2 separate regions of the Homo sapiens genome follow, and region 1 is linked to region 2. Evidence: read pairs that join two places in POLR2A ChIA-PET (ENCODE). Cell type or tissue: GM12878. All regions are shown on one strand. Links, peaks and the distances in the headings refer to the core of each region. The heading gives the core; the rest is flanking DNA. Region 1 overlaps KALRN (kalirin RhoGEF kinase). Region 2 overlaps KALRN (kalirin RhoGEF kinase).

Region 1 (16,775 bases), core at 4,211-12,210, 54 kb after region 2:
TGGGTAGAAAAGACACTAACTCTTTGGAATAATAACCTGGGTAAGAGGCCAGAGGGTGACTTCCAGTACAAACAACAACAAAAACCTCTGGATGAATTAACGTAGATTCTGAGGAGGTCTTTTGGCAGCTGGATTACAGCTTGACAGAAAGACAGCTGGTGGAGAACAGTCACCCATGACCCAGCGGAGAGAGCGCATGAGCAGCACAGGGAGCCCCACCACCTCTCTCCTGCCTTCTGGATACCCAGCCATCCAGGAGGCCTCCCCATTTTAAAGGACCAGTTTGAGAACTGTCTGTGGGAGCAAACATTCATTCAAAACCCATTCCTAGAGAGCGGCTCATTCTCTGTAAGACACTGTCTCATCCAATATTCTCTTTACTACTTCTGATTATACCAATTAGAGAACTTAAAGCAGGTGATAATGTGTCTTTAACACTTTTCTTTAACACCTGCTGATCTCTGGTGTTTCAGAAAGTGGGTGTGGCTTGGGGCAATCAGCAGAAGTACAGAGGCAGTTAGAATAGCCCTGAGGAGCAGAAAGCAGCTTAACATAGATCAAGTAATGGGCAAAAGTTTGAACAAAGTCTAGATCCCACAGCCAGAGACTCTCCACATGTCTGAATGGCTTGAGAATTCTGGCACAAATGGGTCAGGAGAATTGTTTTCTCTACAGAACTCCAGGAACCTTTCTTTCTCCTCAAATTTGGAAGAACTCAGTTTATGTAATGATTTAGGGTAGACATGGGTGCAGCACAGTTCTGGGAGAAAGTGTGAAGTGGATACTTACTTGGGGCTACTTTTTCTTCCTCCCTTTTCTGGTTTCTGTCTGCCTATGGTGAACGGTCTGCAGGTACTAAAGGCTGCCCAGGCATCATGGATAAGACTCCTCCCGATCATTCCTCCAAGTCATCCTGCACTGTCAGCCCTGTAGGACCAAAGCTGTGCTATGGCAGGGCCAGTGCCACCCTCATTAAATGAGGAACTCTTAGCTTGCCTTGTCCTTCTTCTCTGTCAGCCACTCCTCAGTGACCAGGCTAGCTCTCTACCCGTGTTCAGTTTGTCACCTTCCCTGGACATCCTAGTGAATAGGTCTTATTTGAAGGTTAATTGTGCTCCATCACAGCCCAAGCACTAGGGATTCCTGGTCCTCACACTAGGATTCTGACATCTTCACACTGCTGATACCCTGAAACACACACCCAGGCCAAAGGAACCAGCCCCCAGCAGCACACACTAAGGAGGTAAGCAGAAATCTTCATCCCCCTGACTGGTCTGCTGGAGTGGTGCTTGTTATGGGTCTCTGCTTCCCCACCTGCCATCAGAATGGATCAATGTGATCTTTATTCCAGCAGCTGTTTTAAGTGGGAATCTGCCAGACATTCATAGAAATGGGGTAGATCTCAGGTGGCATCACATGAGTGGGGGCAAACAGGGTCAGGCCATTTCTCTGCTGCCAGAGCACAGTGGAAACCATGAGGAGGATGGTCCTTATTCCTGAGTTAGGGGTTTTAGTACTCACACAGGATACCCTGGGCCTCCAAGCCAGATTATTTGATGTTTGCTTCTTCAAGGGAGGATTTTTCTTCCTGTCACTTCCAGAGTTCTCATGGTTTTATAAAAGACCTGGAGTAAGGCAGTTGACAACTAGATGCCTGGCCCAAATGGCTAAGATATCCAGCAGACTGTGTGACCTAGAGCAAGTCACTTCCCACCTCTGAAACTTTCTACCCTCAGTTCTAACAGGAGGAGCTAGCAAGAAGAAGCATGAATGTTTCTTCAAGATCAAGTGTTCTATGCATCTATGAAGCAAAAAAAAAAAAAAAAAAAAAAAAAAAATTGTAGTTTTATGCACAAATACTGGAGTCAAACAAAACAAGATTCAAATCCTGATTTTACCCTTTCCTTGTGACTGTAAGCAACTTCTCTGAGCCTCAGTTTTCTTAACGGTAGGGCAGGATAATAAATAGCAGCTACTTATGAGTTTCATCTGAGGAATTCATAAGATAATGTATATAAATGTTAATACAGAGCCTCATGTGTTCGGTAAGTTAGCTTTTACCACTAATATGTGAATATGTCTCATTTTTACCAAAAAAAGTTGCCCCAAATTTCAGTAGTTTGGCTCTCATTGTATATGTCTATTCAGCTGGAAGATTTGAGGTCCTCACGATTTAGAGGGCTAGCCAAGATGTAGCTGCTGGTCTCCTGCTTCCTTACCAAAGTTCATGATTTCTGCTTCCTCCCCTGGCTGCAGTGGAGGAGCAGCCAGCATCCAGGCTGTTTGACTCCTCAGGGCCTTTGCACAGGCTGTTCCCTCTGTCTGAAGTATATATATATATTTTTTTTTTGAGACAGAGTTTTGCTCTTGTTACCCAGGCTGGAGTGCAATGGTGCGATCTCAGCTCACTGCAACCTCCGCCTCCCGGGTTCAAGCAATTCTCCTGCCTCAGCCTCTTGAGTAGCTGGGATTACAGTCTCCTGCCACCACACCCAGCTAATTTTGTATTTTTAGTAGAGACAGGTTTCACCATGTTGGCCAGGCTGGTCTTGAACTCCTGACCTCAAGTGATCTGCCCGCCTCAGCCTCACCAAGTGCTGGGATTACAGGCATGAGCCACCGTGCCCGGCCTCTAGTATTTTTTTAGTGTTCCCCTAACAAATTATTTCTTATAGTTTCAGTCTTTGCTCCTCATGTGGGCTGTCCTAAGAAGTTCTTAAGACTTATCATAACTTGCATTTATTCTCTTTATCTAGCATTGTCTTGTGTCCACCTCTCCTTCTAGAATGAAACTTTCATGTTTCTGTCTTGTCCACATTTATATATACCTGGTGCCTGGTACTGGGCCAGCCACAAAGTAAATGCTCAATAAATGTATGTTGCATGAATAAATTAATGAACTAATAGATAATATGGTGCATTTATGTGACACTGTATTATTTGTGAAGCACCTTCATAATGAGGTTCTCCTTTTGAAGCCGTATGAATCTCTGTAAGGCTCTAGAAATTGGTCAACCAGAGCCTGGCTGTAGATACCCCACAATAGCCATGACAGTTGCCACGTGGGAAAGCACAGGGTCATGGCAATGCATAGGAAGAGCCCCTTATCCCAGTGCAGATGGAGCAGGGTGGGGAGGGAATGTATCTGTAAGAGAAGACTTCTTGGAAGAAGAGGCTTGTGAGGCTTGTGAATGTAAAAATGTGAGTAAAAATTACCCAGGCAAAGATGGGGTTGGCGTGGGCAAGCACAAAGGCATAGAGGCATGAGAGGGCAAACTGAATATAAAATTGAAACTAATAAATGCATTAAGAGAGGCATGGATAATGTGTTGTCTGTTTTAGCGAGGAGGAGATTGCTCTGACAGAGGATGATCAGGCAATAATGTAGAAGAAAGATCAGGAAAGAATAGAAGGTAGCATTTGAATTTAACCCTGTGGTCAGATGATAATGGGCGGTATGCAAGGTGGTTCACTCATGTGGCCAGGGGAGAATCCAGAGAGACACTCTGGGATTTGCTCAGACAGGAACCTGGAAAGAAGTTCAGGAAGAAGAGATTGGAAGTCAAGATGGGAGAAAGTGGCATTTGTCTCCCTAAGGCCAAACTGTAATGTAGGACAAAGCTTGGCCTGGGGTTGTCATTGACAGGTGCTCAGCCCTGCTGTCTGGGTCCAGAGAGACCTGTGGCTTGAGGCACTGGTACCCTAATTGCCCCCTGCCCCTGAAGTGGAGGTAATTGAGTCTCCTAAAGTGTGAAACAGAGCTGGGATAATAGTAGCAACTAAGACAGAGAAGGCAAATCCAAAGGCCAACAAACTGGTTGTGTAAGTTTGTAAATGAGCGGGGAGTGGCTTGAAGAGTGGTTTTTAAGCCTTCTCCAAAGACATAAAAACTTTACAGACAACAACAACTGTGCCTAATAAAACCACTTTGGGGGATTGTCTTCAATAGTGGGCTGCTAAATTGTGATCTCTGCTAGGCTACCATTAGTGAAAACGATCAGTTGTGACACGCCTATTCATTCATTCCTCACACACCCACCCACCCACAGAAGCCCTCTACACCTGGATCTATCAGACCTGGAGCCAGCCCAGTGGGTCAGGAGATGACTCTGTGGGCATCAGGTGTGGGCAGGACCTAACATGCACCTAGAGAGACACCCAGGCCTTGCCCAGAAGTTTGAGATGTGGCTGCCAGGTCAGGTGTACGACAAGAAGCAGAAACCTCGCAGTGATTTCATGGCAACTTAGAGAGGGGAGCCAGGGAAAGCAAATCTTCAGTAGGTGTCTGAGCACATGCAGCAATACTGGGGAGGGAAACTGCCAAGCTCTTTAGGGAAATCCTCATTAGGCCAAGAGGAGGAGCTCAGTCTTTGCAAAAAGAACCAGACATTTACTCCAATGGCAGAAATCCTTCCAAGCCTATTCTTGCAATAAATGACTCCACTGGAGAGACCCTGAGGCCATGGAGAGAGAAACTAACATTTTCAACAGGCTTCTGTATGGTGTAGTTGTTGTTCACCTTGCAGATGTTGTTCTGACTTATTTCATTGTTACTCTATCTATTTGTGTGTTACCTACTATTTATTAAATGCATATTGTAATATCTGATTTAGACAAAGTGAGTTTTTATCATTAAACTCTCAAAAACCACACCTAAGAGTGCTTAACTGTTGTCCTTGGATCACTATGGGGAGAATCCTGAGCTTTATCCCAGACCAACATTCATCAGAATATCTGGAAGGCTTCCCCCAAATCAGCATTTTTAAACAAGTGTTCTAGGTGATAAAGAAAGTCACTAAAGTTTGAGAAGCATTGGCATAAAGTGGTGAAAGTGCTTTTCTGAGATAGCACAGGCTTACTAAGTGAAAACGGCCCCAGTGGCATTTAATGAACAAAAGAGGAAATGGTACAAGAAACAGCTGATCAATCATCCAGTCATTTGGTATACATTTATGACTTCTGGGCCCAAGAGCCCTGGAGAGTCTATGAAACAGAACACAGCTCAGTTTGAAGGGATTGTAATTTATCACAAAGGGTGAGAACCTGGCCAAGGGGGCCTCAGGGGACCCATGGCCCAGATGGGAAACTATAGGGCAGGGTGAGCACAGGGGAGACAGGGCAGTGGCTGCCTTCTCCCTCTCAAGTAGCAGGTGTGGGAACAGGAAGGGGGTCACCCACTGTTCTTTCCCCTCCTGAGGGGATTTAAAAGTCTGCTTTGAAAAATATTTTTAAATAAAAAATAAGGATATAAAAGTCTGCTGCTCCAAACTTCACCCTCCTATGCCCCCGTCCTCACCATACACAATGCAAACTTCTGCCCTTGAAAGTTTGATTTGGGCTAATAAATATCTTTTAAAAGGTAAATCACCTAAAGGAAAAAAAGCAGGCTACCTGTTAGTTATGTTCCACTGTAAACGGGTCTGCTCAAACTGCTGTCATTTGAGCACAGTGAATGAGAGAACAGCCTTGGGGAAGAGGGCAGGCTGGGGAGCAGCTGCGGGAGTTGGTTGGCCAGAGAGCACCATGCAGACTCTGGCCACTGCTGGGGTTGGGGAGACAGAGCCAGGGGGTGGAAGTGCACCACAAGCAGCCTCTGATGTCTGTGGCACTTCCTGCTAATCATTACAGAGATTAACCAGGAAGACTGCTTCCTTGCTCCAGCATTTATTCTGGCCCCAGCACCCCACTGAAATTTCCCTGACTCAAGAGACCGTGGCCTCTTGGTTGCTAAGTACAATAGTTCTGCTCTTAGTGAATGACCAGTCTCTCTGCAGCATTTGACACTGTGGTTCCTCCTTGCAATCCTCTCCTCCCTTATTTCTTTGACGTCATTCCTCTCCTGGTTCTCTCTAACCTCTTCATTTTTTCCTCAGGGTCATCTACTTCCTTCTCCCACCTCTTAAACACTGATATTCCTGTCAATTCTATTCTTGACTCAGAAGATGGTTCTTTTCCTCTTCCTGGATTTTGCTGGGGGATCTCACCCACTTGTGTGCACATCAGCTACCACCCATTCGGGGATCTATTCATTCAGCAAATGTTCTTGAACACCTACTATGTGCCAGGCACTGTGTGACTCCTGAATAAAAATTTCCACACCAGATTTCTCTTTTAACTTCCAGACCATATATCAAATTGCCTTCAGAATTTCATATATGTATGAAATATACAATTGGCCCTCTAAATCTGCTGGTTTCACATTGGCAGATTCAACCAACCAAAGTTTGAGACCTGCTGATTCAGAGAGGTGGCTGTACGTATTTTCCATCAAGGATGGTTGAGTACATGGATGTGGAACCCACAGATATGGAGGGCCAACTGTATACAATTTATATTTACATTATTATTCATAACACTGTAATAAAAATAACTGTCTTAGACTGTGTTTAATATGACAGGGATTTGGATACAAATGATTTATTAAGGGTCTGCTATTCAGGAAAAACTTGTAAGAGACTGAAAGAAGCAGAGTTAGGAAAGGGGAAAAACCAACTAAGGATAGGTGAAGACTTCAGGTGAAGTCTAGCTGGAGCCTTCTGGGGAGACTGGGGAGGCGGTGAAAATGCATCACACTTCAGAGTTACTCTGCAATGAGGTAAAGGAGCTAGGCTCTGACATACCTGTACCAGACAGGCACTTGCTAGCCCTGGTGTGGGAGTATAACTGCCCAGGTTTCTCTTGGAGAAGCGTAGGCATCAGCTAAAGCAAGTATTCAGAGATGGTTACAGGCATCAGCTGATAGCTCCAAAACTCTTGGAACTGGAGAAAAGGCATAGTGGTTAGTAAAGGGACCCTGGGTGGACACCAGTGACATCTCCTATGGCAGCTTAGACTTACACAGAACAGTCTGTGTATGGCACCATCCTAAGTGATTTATGTCTATTAGGCTTTAAGACAACCCTGTAATTATTATTCACATTTTACATTGTGGGAACTGAGGCACAGAGGGGTTCCACAGTAAGTAAATGATGGGGCCAGTATTCAGGCCTAGGAAGCTGGTTCTAGTTTTCATACCCTTAGCTGCTGCCTCCCCTTCCTTGTTTGCACCAGGCACTGTAGTAGGCACTGAACATTCAACAGTGAAATGAATAAAAACTTCCTGCCCTTACTGAGGTTACTTTCCAGTGAGGGAAGATGGACAGTAAATAAGTAAAACATATTATCCAGATGGTAATAAGTGCTAAGGAGAAAAATAAAGAGAAGGGGTATAAAGAGTGCCGGGTGACAGTTACAGGTTTAAATAGGGTTGTCCATGGAAGACTTCCTTGAAGAGTCATTTTAGCAAAGACCCTTCTTCTACTCTTACACACTCCTTTGGGCTGACCCCAGTTTACCCTCCTTCTGCACAGTTGGAGGGTAATCTGTCTGAATCACCTGATCATGTTCCTTCTCTGAATCTTACCCTTCAGTGCCTTTAGGACAAATCCACTGCTCCTGCCTTGCCATATGAGGTGCATTCTGATTTGAAGCCTGCATCCACTCCAGTCTCGTCTCTTGCAAGGCCTGATTCTAACATTGTGGTGCCTAGGGCAAGAGTACAAATGGAAGCTCACATACCCTTTGTCTGAATATGTGAAATTAATGTAGCAAGCTAACAAACTGTTAAATAAAACATGTTCTGTCCTTCTACCTTGACAAATATATCTTCACAGCAACCTAGGAGGCCAAATTTAAATTTAGATTTGTTGGACTCCTTTGAGCTCCCAGGCCCAAATGTGGCAGCACAGTAGACCAGCCTCCACTCATGCTCTGCCTGCCTTCTCTCTCCACTCCCTAGCTCAGCCCTACATGGCAGGGGGACCTCATGCATTCAAGTGAACACCCCAGCTCACACATTTATATTCTAGCCACATCCTTGCAAATAGCAGCCCTTTGCCACCCCTCAGGCTTAGGGGTACACATAATGGTGGTGTTACTTGCCCTTGGGAATTGGACCCTGGAAAGAGATACCCATGGGCCCAGGAAGTAGGCTAAGGGTCCTTTGGGCGGAGAGTATTAGGGTTTCAGATACTAGGAGCTTGGCCTAGAAGGGGAAGAGGGATGTGCAGCACAGACTGTATGTGGGTGAGTCATCTTGGCTCCTGGGGTGGAGGGGGTGGGGTGTGCAAAAAGAGGGACAGAGCCCAGAATGGGACTCTCCAAGGCACTCAGAGCTGCACTCTCTTGCATTCAAAGGCCTGAACCAGAGTTAATCACTTGAACTTTCTCAATATGCCATGCTCTTTTGCTTCTCTGACTTTGTGGTTTTTCACAGACTCCAGAAGGGAGATCATTCACTTAGACTCCTTGCCCTAATTTATCCCGTCTCCTCTGAGTCCCCTAACTTAATCCCCTCATCTCTGACCCCCAACTCCTGTCCCCAAACAAAAACACCCACACATAGTGTCAGTGTGGTGGGTTATAGTATGATATAGTAACCTGAGCTTGGGTTTTCTTTTTTTTTTTTTTGTATTTTTGAGTAGAGATGGAGTTTCACCACGCCGGCCAGGCTGGTCTCGAACTTCTGACCTCAAGTGATCTGCCCGCCTCAGCCTCCCAAAGTGCTGGGATTATATGCGTGAGCCAGCCTGAGCTTGGGTTTTCAAGTCAACAGTCCTGGTTTTGAATTTTCGCTTAGCCACTTACTAGTTATGTGATCTTAGGCAAATTTTATGCCTCCATTTCATCTTCTGTCACATGGAGATAACCATACCTAGTTTATGAAGTTATTGTTAGGATATAATGAAATGATGTATGGCAAATACTGAACTATAGCCCCAGCACAGAATGAGCACACAATGAAATAGTCGTTTCCCCTTTCCCAGCTATGCCCCTTACTTGAAACCAAACACACAAAGCACCTTGGAAGATTAGCCTGTTTTCACAGAAAGATGCCAATTAGATTAGGTCACAGCACTCAGCTCCTGGGCCTCTTTCTCCATCTCCTGAGTTATTGAGAACCTCCTACGGAATATTAGGACCTAATTTCTACTCTTAGTTGTCAGAAATGATTAGTTAACAGGGCATAACCTGCTACTGACCACCAGCTTTGGATGCTGGGATTGTTGACCTCCAGCTCTTGGTAGCAACACAGAATATTTGTTGTTAGGGACAAAGAATTCTCAGGTCAGCATAATTACAGCAACAGAGATGGAGTCTGAGGAGCAGGAAAATAAGGAAGACAATCATCTCTAAGGAAAGGCAAGACCCACAGTTAACGTTGCCGAACCTGACATAGTTGGGCATGCAACAAATATAAGTTAAGCTAAACTAAATGATGCTCAGTGAGAAAACTCCTAAATCCCAATAGAAAGCCACTAATCCCTGATAGAAAGATGGACAAAAGAGCTGATCAGGTAATTCACAGAAGAAATATTTACAGGCCAAAAAGCAATAACTAGTAATCAAAGAAATGCAAATTTAAATATAATATAATATATTTTTTAATAAAACGGGCAAAGATTTTAAAAATTCTATGACCAGTGCTGGTGAGGATACAGGAAGGGGGTGGTACTGTCATACACTGCTGGTGGACATGTAAGTTGACATACCTTTCTGTAAAACAATCATGAGAATGATCAAATAAGTTATGGTATAGGCATAAGATGGACTATCACTAAATGCAACAGATTGGAAGAAATTTTAGACATGAGAAAAAACTACGTTACAGTGAAAAGTAGAACAGTATATGATATGAAAACTCTACGCACAGAAAAGGTGGAAAGGAAATAGGCCTGGGTGTTATAAAGTCCTACCATTAGCATCTCTTGCATGGATCTTTGACTACTTCAACTTTTGTGTAATTATCAGGTGTTTCTCTTATAATGGGAAAGAAATCCTGTAATTTGGAGAAAAAGTCACATTGCTTTAAGACAAGAAGATAGACAAAATTATTTATGGAAAGCTTCGGCCACTCATTGTTTCAATAAGTGTCAGGGAAGAAGAGGCAACTCCTTTCCTTTGGGATGCAGGATTGGGGAGAATACTCATCCTTTCTCTCATGCTGGAGAGAGTCGCCTCTCCTGGGGACTTTTCTATGTACCAGGGAGGCCTAAGTAAGCTGCCTTGTGCTTGAGACACTCACATAGTCAAGAGCTGTGGTCTCTTAATGAGGCTGTAACAATCTCATCACTGGTTGAAATTTAAGAATAAAGCCCCCCAAAAAGGTTTTTATTTCTTTTTGTGACCTGAATCCTTCTGTGGCCTTACTGCCAGCAGCTGTAAGCAACTGATATGTGGTAGGCACATATGTGGGTCAGGTAACATACATAGTGGTTTAAACAAGTGCAGTCTGGGAAATGGGAAATTAAGTGAAAGACCCTAAGGAAATACTATGCTGGTATTTATATTTTAAAATGTGAAGTAACCAATGTCTATTTTGAATTATAAAATAAACGGATTGGCTTTAAAAACATAAGAGAAGGAAAGACCCCTAACTACCCAAACATAGACTTTCTTCCAAACTGAGATGTTATAACTATTCTGACCTTCGTTTTTTTTCTTCCTATTCTCAGGAGTTATAGTCAAAGTTCAAATGTTTAAATAAACTTTGCTACTAAGTTATATAGCAACATCTTGATTTATTTAGCCTGCTTATGTCTTGGTTTTCAAGATGGTCACTGTCACTTCATCTTGCCTTGATTTCAAGAGTCACTCCTCCCCCATCGTCCCTCAACATCCTGATACGTGCATTTCACACTGTGACTCTTACAATGGAAATACATGAAACAACTGGTCTGCATCTTCCATTCCAGTCAGTTCCACTCTTGGCTCTCTCTGAGTGATCAGCATGACTCAGCGATCTGATTTTTTAAGCTGACTTACATTTTAAACCACAAAGCTGGGCATGGTGGCGCAAGCCTGTAGTCACAGCTACCTGGAAGGCTGAGGCAGGGGGATCATTTGAAGCCAGGAGTTTTGAGACTGTAGTGCACTGTGATTGTGCCTGAGAATAGCCACTGCACTCCAGCCAGTGCACATAGCGAGACCCTGACTCTTTAAAAAAAAAAAAAGTAAAAAGAAATAATAATAAACTACAAGTAATACATCTTAAATACAATGGTGATAAATACATGTTATTCATACTTTGTGTACCATCTCTCATCAACTGGCAGAATCAACATAGAGCCTTTTTTTGAAAAAGTATTCTTTGGCCCAGTTTGGGCTTAGTGGCAAGATGTACCAGTGCCTGTCACTGATGTGAGCACAGGGCAGAACAACACCCCTGTCAAGGACTTTCCATCTCAGGTTTAAGAGGCAACAGGGTCTCTGTCTTTAGAGAACTGGAATTTCAATGGGGAAAACATGATTCATTTTAGGAACAAGAAAGGGAGACAAACATTAAAATAAAAATCAAATACAATTGTGAATATCCAAATTGTAAACATCCCAACAAGTACAGTTGACTACAGGTTGGGTAGCTCCTATCCAAAATGCTTGGAACCAGAAATGTTTTGGACTTTGGATTTTTTTTTTTTTTTTGCGGTGGAGGGGAATGTTTGCATTCTACTTGCCGGGTGAGTATCTCTAATCCGAAAATCCAAACTCCGAAATGCTGCAACAATCATTTCCTTTGAGCATCATGTTGACCCTCTTAAAGTTTCAAGTTTTGGAGCACTTCAGATTTTGGATTTTCAGATTAGGGATACTCAACCTGCGTAAGAAAGGCCAAGTTATTTGCCAAGTGCTGGGAGAAGGCAGAATGCCAGGACCATTGGTCAGATGTAGAAAGGGTTTTCTAAGGCAGTACAGTTTGAGCTGAGTTTGAAGGTGGCCAAGAGACCTGGCATGAAGTTGAAAGAGTGATTCTGGTCAAGGGGAGTGCAGGTTTCCGGGTGCTTTTTGACTGTGTACTCCAAAGTCTCAGCTACCCAGAGTGACCATACCGACCTCTGACCTCCCCACAGTGAGGACGTGTGCAAACGTGGCTTCACTGTCATCATCGACATGCGGGGCTCCAAGTGGGACCTCATCAAGCCCCTCCTCAAAACGCTGCAGGAAGCCTTTCCAGCTGAGATCCATGTGGCCCTCATCATTAAACCCGACAACTTCTGGCAGAAACAGAAGACCAACTTTGGCAGCTCCAAATTCATCTTTGAGGTGAGCCAGATTTCTCTCTCTTAGCATCTTCTTTCCCTTCCCCTTCTGCCATCCACACATTTCTCACGTCCTCTTCTCTATCTACCATACAGTATGTGACACCTCAAGGGCTGAGATTTCAGGATTCCTTGGCCGCCATGGCCTTACCAGTTAGAGTATGGGGAGGAACAAGAGGCTCACGAGATTGTCCCAAATGCACACCTTCATTAGACAGTCTTATTTACTGTTGGTGGTTGTGTTAACTGGGACAACTGTTTGTGGAGGCAGCTTTGCAATTTGTAACAAAAACCTTAGGAAGAGTTTATATCCATTGATGTAGCAATTCTTTTTTTATTGCTGTATCATAGTTGTACATATTTTTGGGTACATGTGACATTTTGATGCCTGTATACAGTATATAACGATCAAATCAGAGTAAATGGGATATCCATCACCTCAAACATTTATCATTTCTTTGTGCTAGAAACATTACAGTTCTCTTCTAGCTTTTGAAATATACCATAAATGATTGTTAACTATAATTCCTCTACTGTGCTATTGAATACTAGAACTTATTCCTTCTATTTGACTGTATTTCTGTATCTAGTAACTAATTTAAGAAAATATTCTTTTTTTTTTTTTTGAGATAGAGTCTCACTCTGTTACCCAGGCTGGAGTGCAGTGATGATCTCGGCTCACTGCAACCTCTGCCTCCTGGGTTCAAGTGATTCTCCTGCCTCAGCCTCCTGAGCAGCTGGGACTACAGGCACCTGCCACCATGCCTAGCTAATTTTTGTGTTTTTAGTAGAGATAGGGTTTCATCATGTTGGCCTGGCTGGTCTCAAACTCCTTACCTCAGGTCATCTGCCCACCTCAGCCTCCCAAAATGCTGGGATTACAGGCATGAGCCACTGTGCCCAGCCTAATTTAAGAAAATATTCTTAATATGAAATCTCAACAAACAAGAAGGTAAAAAGCCAGGTAAAATTGCAAACAAGAAATGTCTACAAGAATGTTCATCACAGCTCACATGTTCCTATACAATAGTATATATACACATGTGCATAAATATTTATACATATATAGTGCATATACATACACATATATAGGTTGTATCCTTGCTAGCCATGACTGTTGGTGACATTAATCCACAAATACTGGCTGGGCGTGGTGATTCACGCCTGTACTGTAATCCCAACACTTTGGGAGGCTGAGGAGGGTGGATCACTTGAGGTCAGGAGTTCAAGACCAGCCTGGCCAACATGGTGAAACCCTGTCTCTACTAAAAATACAAAATTAGCCGGGCGTGGTGGCGTGTGCCTGTAATCCAAGCTACTCAAGAGGCTGAGGCAGGAGAATCACTTGAACCCGGGAGGCGGAGGTTGCAGTGAGCTGAGATCGTACTATTGCATTCCAGCCTGGGTGACAGAGCGAAACTCCTCAAAAAACAAAACAAAATAAACAAACAAACAAAAAAACAAAACAAGCAACCCAAATACGATGAAGCCAGGAAAAGCCATATTTAGAAAAAATAGTATTAAAATATTTATTGTTTAGTAAAATGCAGGTGATAAAACAATATGGACACTATAATCTGAGATTTGTTTTTAAAGTGCATGTATGGAGAAGAAAACTGAGATTGAAGATGTTAGTGATGGTTTATTCTACGTGACTGGATAGTGGATGGTTTTTATTTACTTCATATGTTTTTATTTTTTTCAAGGATGATGTATTACTTTCATAATCAAGGAAAACATGTTTTTAAACTAAATTTTCTGGAGGGTATATGTTTCCCCTGAGAATTTTCAATGACAATACATCAGATTAAATCAATGATTTAAGCGTCTGTATTCCAGCCAAATATAAACTGTTCCCTTCCTCAGAATTCTAGTCCTCATCTGCAAGGGGATGAACTTTTAAATGTGTGTGTGTTGAAAACACAGAGCTGCTTTTAATCTTTCAGCAGCTTCCCATTCCAGACTTTTGTGCCCTGGGGGCCAGGAGCGCCTGTGTGTGGTGTCAAATAGGCTGTGATTTGAGCACAATGACCTGACACTTGATGCAGGCGATTCTCACTCTGTGTAAACAATACAAGAAATTTGGCTTGGTATAAAAACAGTGACCTATTATAGTCTCCTGGCACCCCTCCAGAACACTAGAAGTCCTGCAGGGAAATGCTTTCTATATTTTGGCTTGTTTATACAGAGGTGGTGACAACAAGCCTATAGATGTATAAGCTGAAGAGACTGAAAAGCATCTTTTCAGTAAGTCTTGATACTTCTGCTTCAGCATTGCTGGCCTGCATGTCCCATCTCTCTGTACCTCTTTCACTCTAAGTTGAACAAGCTTGTCTCTGCCTCCTAAATAAGAGGATAGGAGAGATAGCTGGGGGCCTCCCAATCAAAGGAATATTTATAAGGCAGTATCTTAAAAACAGTGAATTTAATACTTAGTGCAGACTGGGGTGACAAGTGATACAGAGATGAGAGTATAAGCTTGTTCAACAACAGATACTTATACAACAGATATATAATAATTGGTAAGTATAATGATGGAGGACTTCCCGGAAGTGGTAAACTTTGAGCCAAATTTGAAGGAGAAAGTACTTTGGAATAGGGTTTCTCAAGTTTAATGCACACAAATCTCCTGGGGATTTTGAAAATGCAGATTCTGCCTCAATAGGTCTGGGGTAAGGCCTAAGATTCTGCATTTCTAACAAGCTCCCATGTGATGCCAATACTGCTGGTCTGAGAGCTATGCTTTGAGTAGCAAGGATGGAGATTAGCAGGAGTTTGCAACTCTACTTGCACATTAGAATCATCTGAGGGACTCTTAAACCTACTGATGTCCAAGCTCCCATTTAGCCAATTAAATCAGAATTTCTAGGGATGAGGTTTGAGCATTGGTATTTTTGCACACTCCCCAAAGGATTCTAATGAGCAGTCAAGTTTGACAACCATTGTTCCAGACCAGTCCTCCTGCCTATGGCACCTCCTTCCTTCCTCTTAGGAGAGGGGTGGAAAGAGAAGGAACAAAGAGGGGATGCTCAGAGAGTGGCAAGACACAGAGAGATAAATTGCTTTTCAGGTTTTGAGTAATGATGCAGCCTTCAGATCATCAGAGTGAGCACTAACAGGGATTGAGCATGTACTCCATGCTATGCACCCTATGTGCTTTACACACATTGATACATTTAATCTCTGCAAGCCCCATGAGGAAGGAATAATTATCTCCATTACACAGAGGAGGAGACTGAGGCTCTGAGACCTTAATAGCTTGCCCTGGGTCACACAGTTAATAAGCATAGGGCTGGGACCCAAACACAGATATTAATTTGCTAGCCTCTCATTCTTCATGAGAAAGAAGAGAAGCCTAAAGCCCTATAGGAAGGAAAAGATGTTTACTAATAAACTAAGGTGGTTGCCTGCATCATCATTTGCTGGAGACACTTTCCTTCCTGGAGACAAACATTCTCCAGTCCGCTCTCCAGGAGCTTGTAGGGGCCTCACAGAGAAAACCAAGGGCGCAGACTCCCCTGTTGCCCATCCCTAGTTCTGTTCACCATACCACAGAAGAGCTAAAAGGGAGAGCCTTGGAAAAGATAAGACTGTGAAATCTTTGCAGCCCAAGCACTGGCCCATGTTGCTTAATCCAACTATGATGATACCCTGGGTCCACGGGCCTTGGTTTTAAAGCTGTGGAAAACTGTCCCCCAGAAACTAGGTCAGTTTTTCTTCCAGCTTCTGCTTCTAGCCTCTGAAGCCCTTTTGAAGTGAACTGGGGTCAGGAGGAGGGAAAATGAGGAGAGGAGGGACACAAAAGCAGTTCTTCTGGGGTGGTAAATGGCTGGCAGTTGTAGAGGCTTGCTAAAGCAGTCAGCAGTCTGTAGAAACTGCTGATCCTGACTGATCTGTGACTCCTGACCAGTGAGTCCCATGGCCTCCACTCACCATTTCCGAGGCAGGCTGTGGTCATTATTATGTGGATTTATCTTGTCCTTTCCCTCATCCTATTTCTGCCCTGTTCTTCCCCTGACATCACTGAGTATCCTTGTCTGTGTCTGCCCCTTCCAGACGAGCATGGTATCTGTGGAGGGCCTCACAAAGCTGGTGGACCCCTCCCAGCTGACGGAGGAGTTTGATGGCTCCCTGGACTACAACCATGAGGAGTGGATCGAACTGCGGCTCTCCCTGGAGGAGTTCTTCAACAGCGCCGTGCACCTGCTCTCGCGCCTCGAGGACCTCCAGGAGATGCTAGCCCGGAAGGAGTTTCCTGTGGATGTGGAGGGCTCTCGGCGGCTCATTGACGAACACACACAGCTCAAGAAAAAGGTGCTGAAGGCCCCTGTGGAGGAGCTGGACCGGGAGGGGCAGCGGCTGCTGCAGTGCATCCGCTGCAGCGACGGCTTCTCAGGACGCAACTGCATCCCGGGCAGTGCTGACTTCCAGAGCCTGGTGCCCAAGATCACCAGTCTCCTGGACAAGCTGCACTCCACCCGGCAGCACCTGCACCAGATGTGGCATGTGCGCAAGCTCAAGCTGGACCAGTGCTTTCAGCTGCGGCTCTTCGAGCAGGATGCTGAGAAGGTAGGAAGGGAACAGGCCAAACCTGAGCCGGGATGGGGGTGAGGGAGCAGAGGTTGCTCATCCAACTTTCTGATTAATGATAGTACTTTCCTGGAAAGCTTTAAAACAGTGTGCCTACTAGTTTTAGCTAAT
Region 2 (16,775 bases), core at 3,976-11,975:
CTGCTTTATTTGCACCAAGAATTCTCCCTGCCAGGGCTCCAGAGCCCATTCTCCTCAACTTCTCACACACTCCACACCACCCCAGAAATGCAGAAAGATCTTTCCCAATGCCTTAGACCTCTGGCTCCTTGGACTCTTGCATCCTAAAGAGTTTCTGGATTTGTGTTGAACAGCCCACATTTTGTCCTCCCTGGGATCTGTGGAGTCCTAAATTGGGCACCCACAGGAGAGTGACAAGCTAGTTTCCTTTTATACTCTGGAGAGGGAAAAAAGAAATGTAACAAGAAGGATTGATGTTTTGCATTCATTTATTCAAATAATTTTTATTAAGAAGTTACATATGCCAATCACCATGCTAAATGCTGAGAAAATAATACTGAATTAGATGCAATCCTTTTTTCTTAAAGAGTAAAGGATCTTGTGCAGAAGTCAGAACAGTGGCCGGGCAATTACCATGCAGCGATCTAAGTGCTCCATTGGAGGGGTATGTGGCTAGCCTGAGCAATATGAGCCTGTACAGCAACACACATCAGATGGGTAATTGTAGAAGCTTTAGAGAATGTCAAGATCTGTTTCAGCTGTTTGAGGTGGGTGGAGTGAGGCAAGATAGACAAGATGGCCACTGGAAGGCATCATCTATTATTGGATTTGGTTTTTTAGTACCTCTTGTGGGTGAGTTTTGATAGAGCATCCTACCAAGATGCATGTTCTTTTGGCAAGAGTAAGAGGTTCCTGAAAAGGTTTTTCAACCTTCTCTGGTATTTGCCAGATTCCCCATGACCGATCCTCTTCTGCATATGTCTAAATTTTGAAATGGGAAACTAGCATCATAAACAGGAAGGTGGGTGGCTGCAGCAGTGGCTGCAAAACTCAGGTATGCAGTGTGAGAAGATGGTCAGTGGTGTAATGAAAAAAGTACTGGGTTGACAGTAGAAAACTGGGTTCCTAACCTGGTGCTACCACTAGTAAGCCGTGGAATATTTGGTAAGTAACTTCTTTCTGAGCCTCTCCCTCAACTTATAAATGTGGAATAAATCGTCTCTGCTGTCTTAGTTCATTTGGGCTGTTATAACAAAATACCATAAACTGGGTGGCTTACAAACAACAAACCTTTATTTCTCATAGTTCTGAAGGCTGGGAAATCCAGGATCAAGGTGCCTGCAGATTCAGTGTCTGGCGAGGGCATGTTCCTCATGAATAATGCCTTCTGTGTGTCATGGCAGCAGGGGCAAATGGGCTCTCTGGGGTCTTTTTTAAAGAACACTAGTCCCATTCATGAGGGCTTTGCCCTTAGGACCTAATTATCTCCCAAAGGCCTATCTTTAAATACCATCACGTCGTACTTAGAATTTCAACATATAAATTTGGGGCAGGGGGACAGAAACTTTCATTCTGTAGTTCATGCCTTAGAGAATTGTGGTGAACAATGCATGAGAGAATGCATGCAAAAGTGACTCAGCATGTTACATGGGAGGGGTTACATCTGGGAGCCTGAGAGGCTTTTCTAAGTCTGGGGTATATTTTTTTCACAGCTTTTCACATTGAGAGAGCAGAAATTAAGAGCCACCCTACACCATCCCTCTTGGGAGGGTGGTGTAAGTGTCCTTTTGATTTGTGAATCCGTATGTATGGCATAGATAATGCAGGTTAGTGTACTTAATATCTATTCCAAAAACCTCTTTCCTTCCTTTATTATCAAGGATAGAGAGTGAAATACTTAACTTCCCAGCTTCCCTTGGCACTAAGGAAGATGTGACACAATTTTGACTATTGATATACAGGCACAAGCCAATGGGTGATCTTCTCTTCCTAAATAAAGGTAAAGCCATCCAAAGAAAAAGCTATTTGCTTTTCACCCTCCTTCCTCCCTAGAATGGGGATATGATGCCAGGAGATTCTGCAGCCATCTTGTGACCAAGAGACAAAGGCCACGTATAAGACAACAGCCACCATTGAGGCAGCTCTGGAATGCCAGGTCCAACCTCTTACTTAAGACAAATAAGCACCTTACTTGTTTAAGCCATTATGGTAGAGCTTTCCGTGACTCTCTGCCAAATCCTAATGTAGGATTCTGAAGTCTGGGAAGTCCCGGCTGAACTTGGGCTCAGAAGCTGGTGGAGATGCTGCATGGTGCAGGCCATCCCTTCCTTGCAGGAGGAACAATGGCTGTCCTTGACTCCATCTGGCTTAGCTCCTGGTCACTCCAGTGTCTTGGCACTTCCCCTGGAGGACTGGAGCTTTGTGTGTGTTTTCTTTTTTAGGAAATAAGAAAACATCACTAGTATTCAGAAATTTTCCCTTCCTGAAATAGAATCCTTTGGAAAAAAAAAGGATTTAAAATGCTGTTCTCGTCAAAAAACATTTATAAAGTCTTGGTGTATGGTGGCTATGCTGTGGTCTGTACAGGTTGATGGATGTGATCTCCATCCTCCTAGAGCTCCTTGTGGGAAGGCAGATGTGTAGACCTCCCCCTGGGTGCTCCTAATCTAATGGAGGACACTGAGCATAAACAAGTGATAGACCTGGGAGTGTTTGCTTTTTGAGAATGTTTAACTTTTGAGGACTTATAAATTAAGTCTATAAATGCAGCTAAGGGAGTGGTTCCTGTCTTGGGGGAGAAGTGGCTTTTACTTGGGCCACATCTATGTCTCTAGCTAGGTTTGGCCCTTGGAGCCCTGACCAGCAGCTGCTGAAAACGAGGCTCATGCACTCAGCAGTCTGGGGCCAGCTGGAGCCCTGTGATGGGGCCAGGCTGGGCCAGATGCTGGGGCGGAGTGGGAAGCACTTCTTGTCACATCTAATCAGTCCCACTTCTTCCTGTCTCCTACCTCCCTTCACTTGCAGGGGAAAGCACAGCAGCTTCAGAGCTAGCTCAGGTTGCAAGTATGAAATTTTATGTGCTTGGCATGTTTCATCTACATGGAAGTGATTTGGAAATTTTACATTAGGAAAAACATCAGCATGAAGATCTGGAAAGTTCCCTCTTTGTGTAGAGAAGTGGCAGCCACTTCACTTTAGTTTTTTTGTTTGTTTTGTTTTTTTGAGACTGGGTCTCACTGTGTCACCAAGGCTGGATTGCAGTGGTGCGATCACAGGTCACTGCAGCCTCAACCTCCCAGGCTCAAGCGATTTTCCCACCTCACCCTCCCAAGTAGCTGGGACTATAGGTGCGTGCCACCATGCCCAGCTAATTTTTGTATTCTTTGTAGAAATGGGTGTTTCACCACATTGCCCAGGCTGGTCTCAAACTCATGGGCTCAAGTGATCTGCCTGGCTAGGCCTCCCAAAGTGCTGGGATTACAGGTTTGAGCCACCGTGCAGCCTACCCTAGTTTTTTAATGAGAAGTCGGGTAACCTAATTTTCTTTGAACCCTCCCTCCTCCTCCTCCTCCTGGTCTCTTTTCCTTCACCTTCTGTGGGGCTCTCTATCCACCCTTCCAGCCTGCCTGCTCCATTTGTGGTATTTGCTTGTCCCTTCTGTGATTATTTCTTACAACAGATACAATGGGGGCCCTTCCACCATACTTTTGCTTCATCACCTTTTCTTCAAGACACACCTCTTCCCCTCTGGAGAGTACAAAATGTGATTCCCTTAATTCCTGAGAATCTTCTAGAGTCTCTGGAGCTCTCAATGCTGCTGTGGTCCTCTGAGGCTATCCTGCTGCCCTTCTGGCTGTCTGCATCTCATTTGCAGTGTGTCGTGCCAGCTGGCAGGCTGGGCCGTCAGCACTCTCCACTCGCAGCTTTCTTGTTTCCTTTCCTCCCTGACAGTTCTGGTGGTTGCTCAAGTTCCATTAATGTTTTATGTGCTGCCCCCAGGAACCTTGGTTGCAGTACTCTGGGGAAGTTCCCACTCCTCCTTCCTCCTCACTGCAGAACTTTGAGGATAGAGAGATCATTTGTTTCCCAGAAACCTGGTGTCATCGGTCATCAAGCTTCCAATTAGCTGAAACTCAGTGCAGCAGTTTGGGGTGCCAACATTCTCCCTGACCAGGGAGGGAAAGCTCCCAGGGACAGTGATAGTCTGGCTCGTTATCCCTGAGCTGAGAGTCAGCCTTCTCATTAACCCATTCTCCTGGGCTCTTCATTAGCACTTCTGACCAAGACAGGTTCTATTTGATTGTGCCCATTTGGTGGGGATGGAAATTAAGACCAAGGGAACCAGGAGGCTGGGTTTCAGGTCATGTAGTGAGTTGAGGGCAGAGCCAGGCTAAAGCTGATATCTTGTTTTCTGACTACTGGTGCTGTGATTAGCATCTTCTATTGTCCTCAGGGGACTGCTGGAGCCTGCCATGGGCTGCTGCTGGAAGAGAGAGGTTGGAGGGACCCAGGCAGCAGCTTCCATGGCTTTATACGTATTGCTTGGAATAATGTTCCCAAAGCCGAGTGATAAAGAAAAATAATAATAATAGGGCAATAACTAACACTGACCTCCTCTATGCCAGGAATTGTGATAGGTGCTTTCTGTCTTCCAGTAACCTACCAATTCAGGAGTCTTCCCATTTTACAGTTGAGGATTCTGAGACTCAGAGACATTAAGTAATTGCCCTCCAAAGGTAGCTAACAAATGGCAATTAGCCTTTCTACCTTACACTCAGAGTCCTGCTAGATCTATGTGAGCAACACGGGTTTGAATTGCGTGGGTCCACTTATACATGGATTTTTTCAACCAAATGCAAATTGAAAATACAATATTTGCAGGATGTGAAGCTCTTGTATATGGAGGGCTGTCTTTTCAAATATGTGAGTTCCATAGGGTCCTCAACTGCAGGACATGAGTATGTATTCTTGGGTTTTGGTATACGCGGAGGTCCTGGAACCAAACTTCTGTGTATACTGAAGGGCCACTGTAATTGCAACCTCTTCAAAAATGGGAATCCCCTGTAGATCTCTGTTCTAAGTATTTTTCTGTTCTCTGGCCAGTCAACCTTACATAGGTTTCTTCATAGGACCCTTTAATTGCCACAATTATTGTTTTGCTCTTATGCTTTTATGAGTCTGTTCATTATGCTTTTATGAGTCTGTTCAGCTCTGGCAAACACAATTCTTTAGACTCATTGAATCTAAATATAAATGTAGATACCAAATTTTCTACTTTTAAAAATCTTCTAAACCAAATGGGATGATCAGCCAGGTTTAGGAACAAACTGCTGTGGGCTACAAATTAAAACACTAATTTCTTTATTTTTCACATGGGGATTATTCTCCACATGTGGAGTGTTTACTTTAAAAGAAAAAGAAATGAATGCAGGCTTACTGCCTGTAACCACTCCATAAGCTTCTATGCTCCTTTCTCCAGATATTGGATTGGTGCATACTCATCTAATTAAGATGCACTTTGATTCAAGAAGTTAAATGTTGTGTAGATCAAAGAAAAAAATTCCAGTCATTTATCTTTGGCTTTGGAATTCATCATGTGATTTTATCTTCAGCTTTGGATTATCTGTGCTGCTGCATTAATGTGCTAACTGCACGTTTTTCTTTTTTTAAAATAATCCCTGTTTTAGAATTTACCTCAAGGGACCTGTGATGCCTCCCCCATCTCTTAGTTTAAAAACTAAATCTCTAAGGTCTTTCTTTCCAAAGCTGTCCTCCGCACTGCTCCAGAATTTAACTGCCTCCCCACCTAAAACTAGTATTTTCTTTCCAAATTATTTCTTATCAGCTTATTAGGAGAACTCCTCATGGAACTGTCAGAAGGTTGAGCTGTGTTAAGGGAGACATACTTCTTCCTCATTCCCTTGTGTCTTTGTAACATTTGCTTTTACTGTTTCAAGTTTTTGTTTGCAAAGTCTGCAATCCAGGAATTATTTCCTTATTATTGGTCCTGAAATTCCAACAAAACAGCGTCAGGACATAGTGTTGCCTTGCCATACTGGTCCAAATAGGAAGGCATAGTCAGTGACGTGCTGGCAATGTTTCCAGGGAAGAATAAAAGCCCTGGTTGTGGTGTTTGTAACATTTGCTGATTTCTATTGTGTAAATACTCCTATCATAGCAGATTTCAAGCTACCAACCTGTTTAACAACGAGCTGGCAAAAATTCTGAAAATTACAATTAGTTCTCAGAAACCAGAACAAGCAGGCTCTAGCACACCACCAGGTGTAGATAACTGTTTTAGGGAGCACTCCAATCAGGTGTGATATTTTACACAAATGAAAATCGCTCTCGCAGCTCCTACTTGACAGTCGTGTGACCTTGGGCAAATCATTTGACTTCTATGAGCCTCAGTTTTCACATCTATGAAATGCAGACAATAATATCTATCTCATGAAATAATATGAGAGGATTTAATGAGGCAGTTACTATAATGGGCCTGGCATATGGTATGAAGCAAATGATTCTTCCCCTCCCTGAAATGCTAGAGACACAGAGTAGAAGATAGCGGGAGAGTTTTGAACTTTGGGTACCATTTAATGGAAACACCTACTGGAGGTTGGAGATGCAACTGGTTGAAAAACAAGGTCAAATATTTAGATTTGGGAATCAGAACAATAACAGTATAGTACCTTATGTTCATATCGCTCTCTAAAATTTACCTGATACTTTCACGTGTGTTTGTAAGAGGTGTGAGAGTGGAGGAACTCTTAGGGAGAAGAATGGAGGACCTGTCAAATCCCTGGCAGCTGGTATCTAAATTCTTCCAAGTTTTCCCCTCCCCTGTGCTCATTATTCTGTTTCTCTTTGAGTTCTCCTGCCGTTTTTGTACCTAGATCACTGACATATTCTTGTTGCTTTTAAAGAAACCATGTGTATTCTTTATAAAATACATTAACACCTGACATAAGATTTTGAGGTAGAGATAGAAAGCAATTTCTTCAGTCTCCACAGTTTGCCACCCTGATATTAATAAGAGAGTGTTCCCTGCTTATTGGTCAGCATAGGTTGATGGCTGTAATAACCAGTAAGTATCAGAGATCACGTAATAGAAGATTATTTCTTGCTCTTGTCATAGTCTCCTACAGATGTTCCTGGTTGATGACAACCCAGGACTTACCCTTTCTATTCAGTAGCTTTGCTCATAGGGCCTCAGAGTCCTCCACTGAACACTTTGCACCCAGCCATCCGAGGATAGATGAGAAGAGAGAATGTGGAGGACATACATGTGGGATGATTTTATGAGCCAGTCCTGGAAGTGGCATATGATACTTCTGCTCACCTTCCATTGACCAGAGCTCAGTCATACAACTGTTCCTAACTGCAAGGGCGGTTGGGAAATGTAACAGTCGTGTGCTTCAGAAGAGAGAATGAGCTTGGTAAGCATCTGGCCAATCTCTGTACCAACCTTATATGGATTGGTGGAAATAGTCACCACTATGGATATAGGTCAGTCCAGGTCACCAGAGACGACTTCTTGTGCTTATTGCATAGGGTTTTCTGGGTAGTGTTGCATGTTGAGAAATACAGCTTCATTCCCACAGTTAGACTAAGATTTCATCTAAGTTAGACTTATAGCATTACATGAGTTTCCAGGACTTTCCAGGACTAGAGTGCTTTGCTGAGTGTACCAGCTGGTTTTAGTCAACACTTGAAATTGGTAATAATATTTGCTGTTGTGTTTATAATTACCACATCATTAACAGTCAATGGGATGGGGAATTTCATGGGACTCTTCATTTCCATTTAGTCACTTATTATTGTCTAAAATGCCTCAGACAGTCTTCTGTGGATTGTTTTTGTCACTTGCCTACATGAAGAAGACTGATTTCCCACCTCAGAACATTGGCGTTGGCACTTTCCAAGGGGTTGGTAGAATGTCTGGCTGAGAGTGAAGGGACTATTGGGCTAGCTGGAAGAGGCAAGCAGCAGCAGTGAAATACATGGGATCCACTGGAACATCACAACAAACAAGAAGTTTCCCTCAGGTCAGCATCATCATCCAAGGTGAGGAGTCCTGCAAGGGAGAGTCACCAGAGTTTGCAAGTTGGGGGAGACATTCGGGATCAGGCTAGTCTGTGGTTCCACATTACTGGGCCATCACTCCATTCCTGGCAGGCCCCCAGGCAGTGACTAGCGGCACATAGACATCCTTCCCTCCTTCCCCTGCCAGGAAAGGGGTATGGCAAGGGATGGGCAAGGCCCTAAATAGACAGGTGGGGTTTCAGAGCACAGTGCTAGCTGTAAGTTGCTAATTATAGGGCTCAGCAGGAAACTGAGGTAGAAACCTCTGTCCTGTAACTCTCTGTCTTGTAACTGTCCCGAAACTCGGGGGCTGGGGATTCATCCCAGGCACATCAAACAGCGTGTTTGAGGCTGCACCAAACATGGCTATGTCCTAACCCTAAAGAGATTGAAGTTCTGGATATGTCCTATCCAGGGTGACTTGGGAGCTAGATGAGACAGATCTATATGTATGAGGCTTCATGCACAGGCTTTGGAATAGGATAGACCCATATTCAAATCCTGACTTTATCCTTTCCTAGCTCTATGACCTTGGGTGCATTATTTGCTTTCTCTGATCCTCAGTTTTTCATCCATAAAATGTGGGAAACAATATGTACCCCTTAGGGTAATTGAGAGAATTAAGCAATATAGATATGCAAAGCACTTAGGAGCCTGCACTTAGGAAGTAACCCTTAATAAATGGTAGCAAGCATCTACCACAAAGTCCCACGAAAGCAGCAAGAACAAAACAACAGTAAGCAGGCCTTGGGAAGGCAGGAGCTGAAAAGTGGGCTCATGTGATGCTTGATTGTGTTCTGTGAGGTAAGTGATCACCAGTGGGGCAGGGGTAACTTGGTCTGCCTGCTGGCTTTACCAGCTGGGCTTTCCACAGACATTGTTAACAGTGAGACTGGGTACACGCTTTCCCCCCCAGTTCAGTGTCCTTAAAATGGAAAGTAGAACTACTAAGTCAGCCCACATCCTGGCCATGCAGCTTCTTTGGTACTTTCCACCTCACCGCTTGAGGACCTGCGCTTTCTCCTGGCAGCCTGCAGCGTTATTATTACACATTGTCTTCTAACACGCACATATGTAACTAGAAGCACAAAGGTCCCTAAAATGGTAGGAAGGGGCTTTTCCTGTACTGGCACTCAGCCTCTAATGGCTGGAAGGTTGAACATAAATTGCTTTGACCTTGAGCTTCAAATGCTGTAAGTCTGGAGGGCTGCCCATGCCTTGGAAAGAGATTGGCCTTCCCTTTAAGACAAGCAGGATGAATTATGAAAGGAAAGGGACTTCTTCAAGAATCTTGATTTTTAAAGAGCTTGTATATACTTTTTTGTATATAACAAAGTTAAAGGAAGGGCAGATAGCTCAACTAAACCTAGCAATTAAAGTGAGCTTGTGAACAGTTGTGATAGAGCAGGGTTTTAGCTCTCTGCTTGGGGAAGATGGTCTGTTACAGAGGGAGATGAAGAAGCCCTGTTCTCCTGCTTCCACTGTCTCCAGCCAAGAAAATGCACTTCAGATTAGAAAATGCAAAATAGATTAATTCATATAGAACCAAGAGCCAGCCAGGTACAGTGGCTCATGCATGTAATCTAAGCACTTTGGGAGGCTGTAGCAGGATGATCACTTGAATGCAGGAATTCAAAACCAATCTGGGCAACATAGGGAGGTCCCATCTCTATAAAAAATTTAAAAAATTAGTTGGGTGTGGTGGTACATGCCTGTAGTACCAGCTACTCGGGAGGTTGATGTGGGAGGATTGCTTGAGACCAGGAGATCAAGGCTGCAGTGAGCCATGATCACATCAGTGCACTCCAGCCTGGGTGACAGAGTGAGACTCTGTCTCAATAATAATAATAATAATAATCATCATCATCATCATCATAACCAATAGTTAAGAAAAATAAGGGGATAGTAAAAGCCCTAAACTCCTTCAACAGTCATGGCTATAATAGCTGCAATTGATTATTTATAGGGACTTTATGTACATTGTCTCTCTATGAGTTTGGTGTTATTAGCCTTATTTTACTTATGAGTCCACAAGGAACTGAGAAATTAAGCATGCTGGGTTCTCAGAACTAGAGAGATTAGAACTCATGTCTGGGCCAGGTGCAGTGGCTCACACCTGTAATCCCAGCACTTTGGGAGGCCAAGGTGGGCAGATTGTCTGAGCTCAGGAGTTAGAGACCAGCCTGGGCAACATGGCAAAACCCCATCTCTATTAAAAATACAAAAAATCAGCTGGGTGGTGGTGGTGTGTGCCTATGATCCCAGCTAGTGGGACTGGGGAGGCTGAGGCATGAGAATTGCTTGAAGCCGAGATCTCGCCACTGCACTCTAGCCTGGGCAACAGAGCAAGACTCACTCTGTCTCAAAAAAAAAAAAAAAAAAAAAAAAATCCATGTCTAACTGTTGTGTCCACCCACCCTGACCTCTCTGAGAGTAGCTCTGCATCTCAGGCCTGAAGGAACTGTATCCTGAAATGCTAAAGGAATTTGCCTATGTGGTTTTAGAGAAACCACTAAGAAATTATAGGGTAGAGATAGGAAAATGCCTAGAACTTGAAAAGAAAGGAATGAATAGAATCTGAAAATTCTAGACTTGCAAACTTGATCTCATGACCTAGCAAAATTCTAGAATCTTAACTTTTGCACTAACTGGCTATGCCACCTTGGGCAAATCACATCATCCCTCTGGGCTTCAGTTTCCTTGTCTATAAAGTATATGCTTGTATTACATCATCTCCAGGGTTCCCTTTAGTTCAAAGTATTTCATCCTAATAAGTTCCTTTAATATGTTCTGACAGTTTTAATGTTTCAGTCTTACCACCATGAAATAACTCATTTTCATTTGGTATCAGATGCTCCAGTGTTTCTTCAGAGAGTAAAGGGTTAAGAAGATGGAGTTTGGAGTGAAAGAGTTGTAGGTTCAAATCTTACCTCTTCTCTGTACTAGTTAAATGACCTTAAGCAGATTATGTAAACGCTCTCTGTATCTCAGTTTTTCCTCTATAAAATGCTAGTCTTTCCTATACTTGCATTTATTTCACAGGGTTGTTTTAGAGTTAAATGAAATAATATGTATAAAGCACTTAGCTCAGTGCCTAGAATATAACAAATACTCAGTAAATACTAGTTCCCATATTTATTGATTCTAAGATGCTCTTTTTCCTTCTACATTTTGCCATCTCTGAAATCAGGATGCATCTTATAGCTTATGGTGTGTAATAGTTTAATTGGCAGCAGTTTTTTCTTTTTTAATGGCACATAAACTAATGATACATTTTGCAATTCACTAAATATGGTATTTCCCCAGCATGGTTCTTATCCCTAAGGTTCTCATTTCTCCTCTGGGATGCTCCTTTCTTCAACTTTTTGCAGGCCATTATCTCTTCTACAGCAAAGCAGATTTAGGCAATGGAACAGCTGGGGAAGTGACAACCTCAGCCGTCATCTTATCTGGCTCGTTTATTTTACTGGTTTTGAAAATGGAGGCCAGAAAGGGGAGAAAGAAGAAAAAAACACAAAGGGAACTGAGGTCTTCGGATTCCTAGTCCAGTGTTCTTTCCCCCATCAGCAATGTTATTGGCATGGAACAATCCCACAACCATGACTCAGTTGCTCTGTAGATGCCTGGGCCCCAGTTGGATGGTGAATGCTTCCAAATTTACATATAGATTTTGATGGAAAGATTTTAATCCTACAGCCACAAAGCTGGAAATTAATAGATTTTGACTACTGCTTCCATTTGCACAAACGCAGAATTCTAAAATTTTAGAGTTGAAGGGAATAATTTTTTTTCCTGTGGGAACTATAATGTTCTCACCTTTGCTGTAGTCTGAATTTGCAAAGCATGCTCTCTGGAGGCAGCACATTTCCTCTAAGTTATTATGTCTACAATTTCAGGAGCTGACAGCATGTGGATAATTGTGTCTTGAATTGTGAATGGTTTCTGCAGTTTGGCTGTTCCCAGGTTTGTACAGCTGAGCCCAGTGGCAAATCAATCACACAGTTCAGACACTTCATTGATTCATTCACTCCATCACCTAGCACTTACTGGACATCTACCAGTCACAAGGCACACACATAGTCTCAGCTAATTCTCATAATAGCCTTATGAGATGTTACTTACATTTTGCAGATGGAAAAACTAAGGAATAGTGATGCTAAGTTACACTTTTTTGAGGTGGACATTGATGAACCTTCCAGATGTTGATTAGGGCATTTTAAAGCAAGAGATAACTTTATTGCTATAAGAAAAATGACTCAAAATTGAAATAGTAATATGAATCATTTTATAGTACAATATGTGAACAAATACAGAAATATGTCCATAGCCTGTAGAAAAGAAACAGAATGTTCATTGGGGATCTTATTAGCTCTACACATTAATTGTATCAGTGAATTCAGTGGCCCTATGGTGGGCTCACAGGTAAAAGGTACAGGCCCATGGGCTTAGGAGAGGGCAGCAGCAGCCTCCCTCCAACAGCACACTGGTGAGAAGTAATCCCAGTTACCCCAGCCTAGTGTCTCATTGTGCTTTATATTCTAGTTGGATGTTTGTTGGAGTCTTCATCGCTGCATGATGAGGACTCATACCTCTTGGTGACATGTCCTTTCCCAGTGCTTCTCGGGGCTCTCTTCTGCCTCTCGATTTTAGAGGAGTGGTGGCAACACAAGTGGAGAGGAGGCTACTTGCTTCCCCTTCTGTGGTACCTCTATTGACTGAAAAGCATAGGGCCATCTCTGGGGATAGAAACTGCATGACTCTTGTGCCTTTTTGGGAAGGCTTCCTGGAGGAAGAGGGATTGACAGCTGAGGTCAGAGCCTTTCTAGAGTTCTCTTTCTTATTCTGGGGATTAACCTCAAACAGCAAATTCAGAACATGCAAATAAATAGAATAACAGACAAAAATGAGGCAAGGCATGGGCATTTAAGAGACCAAAGCGGCAGAGGATTATAAAAATCTAGAAAAGAGAAACCAGAGAAGTGGATTCATACAGTTTTAAGTTTGGGATATTTTTTTCACATGGTCTTTATATACTTTTACAACATTGATTTTAATACATATTTGTTGTAGAAAGTTTGAAAACTATAGAAAAGTGTAAAAAAAAAATGAAATATCCCCATAATCTCACACCCCAGAAATACATTATGTCCATATTTGGGATCACATCAAATCACTATTTCAGAAGGTTAAAAAAAAAAAAGTTGAGTCTCAGCAATCTGATATGATTTAGCCTAACCTATATAGTGTGTGTATCATTAGTATCCTAATTTCTACTTTACATGTTGCGAGCATTCTTCCATGAAATTAAAAATTACTCAGAAATACAAATTGTAATGGCTGATTTGTATTTAATTTATACCTATTTCAAGTTTATCTTAACTATCCCCTTTCTGTTGGATACTTAGGATATTTGCAATTTGGGGCCACATTAAAAAGTATTGCATGAAACCCCTTGTTTGCAAATATCTGTCCTCCTTTTTCCTTAGTTCCTTCACATAGACATGCAGAAGGGATATCACTAGATCACTGTATTATTATTATTATTCGTATTACCAAATTGCTTTCTGAAAAGGTTGAAGCAATTTTACTTGCACTAATGGGGTTATAGGCAGGAAGAGGTAATTAATGCTGAACCTTGCTAGCATTGATGATTATTGCCTTCTCAAAATCTTTGCAAATTTAATGGATTTTTAAAACATCTCATTGTTTAGTTTGCATTTTCTTTATTACTAATTAAGTGGACTGCTTTTTCTTATGTTTATTATCCATTTTCCCTCCTTTTTGAAATGTATATTTATATTCTTTGCGCATTTTTCAAATAGGGAGCAGTAATTTTTTCTCTATCGTATTTGATACACGTTTCCTAGCTTGTCATTTGCCTTTTAAATTTTGTTTATAATCTGACATATAGTTTAAATTCTACAGAAACAAAACCATCAATATTTTTCTGATTTCTTTAAATGCTTTTGTGCCTTGAGAGCTCTTTCTTATTCAGGGATCAGTTAAATGACCATGCATGTTTTCTCTTAAGGTTTTTAAAAAAATGTCATTTTAAAGGTTTGGGCTCTAATCTCTCTAAAATTTATTTTATTTTGGTGTATGGTATGAAGTTGTCAGGATTAACTGGATTTTTCTTTTCCAAATATTCAGTTTTTCCAGTGCCATTTATTGACTACTTTATCTTTCCTCCATTGTTTTAGATTATTTCCTTATCATCCATTAGATTTTAAAATATGCCAGATCTGTATTAGGGCTATGTTTCAGGCTCCATTGATTGTATGTTAATTCTTGTGTCTGCTCCACCTTTTAATAATTTGAGTTTAAAAAATATACTTTCATATCTGGTAGGGCAAGCCCAACCCATTATTTATCTTTTTTAAAAAAAGTTTAATTATTTTTATCTATTTGTTTTTATAGGTAAAAATCTAGTTGAAAATCCCTTTGGCACATAGGGGGTACTAAGAGATTCATTCAACAGATATCCACTATAATGTTTAGCTTTTTAATCCAAAAACATGTGATTTTATTTGAATTTTATTTTATTTGAATCTTCTTTTATATCTTGCATTTCAAAGGGATAAACCCTATTTGCATACATGGAAAATTATCCCTAATGAAAAATGGAGTTTTCTTTTACAGCTCATTTGGACTTCAGTTCTTTTAGTCATAAGACAATTTCATCTGTGATGAGTGGTAGCCATTTCTTATTTGCCACAGGATCACATTGCAGAGTGAACAGCTGTGTAACACAGTTGTCCTGAACTTTAAATAAGGTTGCTCTTAAAATGCTATTTGACTTGTTATCATAACCACAACCTAATTATTAAACTTTTTAAGTGTATGAATATTTTACAGATATTCTATATATGAAGGATCAATATACAAAAGAGGGAATTTGCTCTTTTCCAATTATTTCAAGAATAAATAAGAAAAATCTGACATAGAAAAAAAGTTAAACATTAACAAAATCTGTAATCCAACTTTTCAGAGATAACTGCTGTGTACATATATATATGTATATATATATGGTTTTTATACACACACAAACACAGACACTGTATGCACAATTGAGACATGGTTGTACATAACTATTTTATAATCTTTTTCACACTTAACAATATACCGGAAAATTTCCCAAGGCATTATACTTGTATAATATTTAATGCATATTTAATGAATGCATTGAGTAGATATGGTTTATTTAACCACATCCCTGAGGTTGAACATTTGAGGTTGTTTCTGATTTTTTGAAATATATAAAGCTATCATAAATCTCTTTACTCCCTAACTTAAAATTATTCTAATCTTAGCATATAGGCTATGTTCTGAGTTCACATGCACATTTATCCATGGACAAGACAATCTCATGGCTCCCTAGTCATGGCAAGGACTCCTCTTTTCCAGGGAGCTGAAAGAGCAGGGGACCAGATATCCCAGCCTCCTAGAGGTCTTCTGCTAAGATTACTGGGAGAGGATTATGAGTGCTGGGGAGTTGGTGAGAAAATCGTTTCAGAGAGCATGGAACTGAGAATCTAAGCAACCTGGGGACATTTATTCTACATGTAGCAAGCAGATTTTAGGATCCAACTCACTTGGATTTGTATTCACCACTTTCCTGTGCCTTCACACCTAGCTCTGTGTGTTAAGGGTAACATAACCTCTCTAGCTTTTGTTTCTCTGTGAACTCCCCCTACTTACTACAGCCTGACAACTCAAGGCCAACTAAGAAAAAGACTCACAGGTCACTTACTCTCCCCAGACCTCTCTCCACAGGGCTCTGAAGGCTGCCTACTAGGTAGATGTGGTGGCTTCTTCATCTCAGATGGTGGCCTCGCTATCAGGATGTGTTTTCAGTAGGCATGCTTCTCAGAAATGCCACCTTGACCTGTAGATCTTTATGTAGAACCCAGTCTCATAAGGGCAGGGGGAAGAGGAGTTGGGAAAAGAAGGAACAAGGCCTGCCAACTGCTGGCAGCTGCTGGCAGCTATGGTCATGGAGATGCCCCTGACCATAGCCCCCTGGCCACAGGAGGAGGGACAAATGCACAATCAGCTGGGCAGCTGGTCTTCCTTTGGGAACAGGAGGCTTTCTTTTACATCTGGGGCACCTGGGTAGGGGAGCAGGAGTAGTTGTAGTACTCGCCGAATAGCCCAGATTGGGTAGCAGAGGGAAACAATAAAAATTCAGAGGACCCACACAGATGGGTGTGAGCAGTGTAGCTTACTGGTATGCAGTGGGAAGCTGGGGAGGCATTTTTTTAGCTGCCGTTTTCTGAGTTTACTCCGTTCACTTACTCATTCACTTGCTCACTCATTCATATATTCAGTACTTATTATTGAACATCTACCAGGTGTCAGGCCCCATGAAAGAGATATCAAGATGAACAGAGAAGAGTGAGCATTATGTTTACTTAGTATCAGCTAGGTGTCTGGTTTTTCAATTTTCCTCCCTTAATCATTACAACAGCCTATGAAGTGTAGGTATTCTTATCTCATATGAAGGAACAGAGACCCAGAGAGATTAAGCTGTCTAAGGGCACACAGCTAATAAATACTGGAGCTGGGAGTCAGACTTCTGTCCAAAGTCTGTGCTTGACTCAGGGCTGTGACCTTCCCCTCAAGACATGCTTGTCCTGGGAGAGCTTGCTGTCTTAAGTAGAAGACAGCATGATGAGCAAGTAATGGCCAGGTGTGTCCTATGGTGCCAGCCTCACTAGGAACACTCCAGAAACCTTATCCTGCCATTATCCAGGCTCCAGCAGATCTTGTTAAACATGTTTGCAGACCCTTTCTGCTGGCTCTAACCTTGACACAGTGTCATGAATCGAGGAAGGGCCTGGGGTCAAGTTGTCATCCCTCCAATGGCGGGGGTG

What was found. Peaks named below come from ENCODE experiments on the same cell type or tissue, not always from the same donor. Only the 100,000 strongest peaks of a DNase experiment are listed, where the experiment ranks them.
Region 1: POLR2A ChIA-PET joins it to region 2 with 6 read pairs; 1 of 35 experiments calls an interaction of 5 or more read pairs at or near these places.

What each region holds. Positions count from the first base shown.
Region 1 is chr3:124,252,613-124,269,387 of GRCh38, forward strand. It overlaps KALRN (kalirin RhoGEF kinase), which reads left to right. Exons shown (of 60, transcript NM_001388419.1): 4 at 11,886-12,078; 5 at 16,131-16,643. Among named protein-coding and RNA genes, the nearest start is that of MIR6083, 110 kb to the right of the region's middle. RefSeq lists a silencer at 4,883-4,942 and enhancers at 13,827-14,350, 16,662-16,775. In GM12878, for the core only: no CTCF peak of the experiment used is centred there; DNase peaks (open chromatin) are centred at 4,948 and 8,133.
Region 2 is chr3:124,199,227-124,216,001 of GRCh38, forward strand. The region is part of intron 1 of KALRN (kalirin RhoGEF kinase); the gene reads left to right. Among named protein-coding and RNA genes, the nearest start is that of MIR5002, 75 kb to the left of the region's middle. RefSeq lists an enhancer at 8,667-8,716. In GM12878, for the core only: no CTCF peak of the experiment used is centred there; a DNase peak (open chromatin) is centred at 8,855; H3K27ac peaks cover 1,843 bases.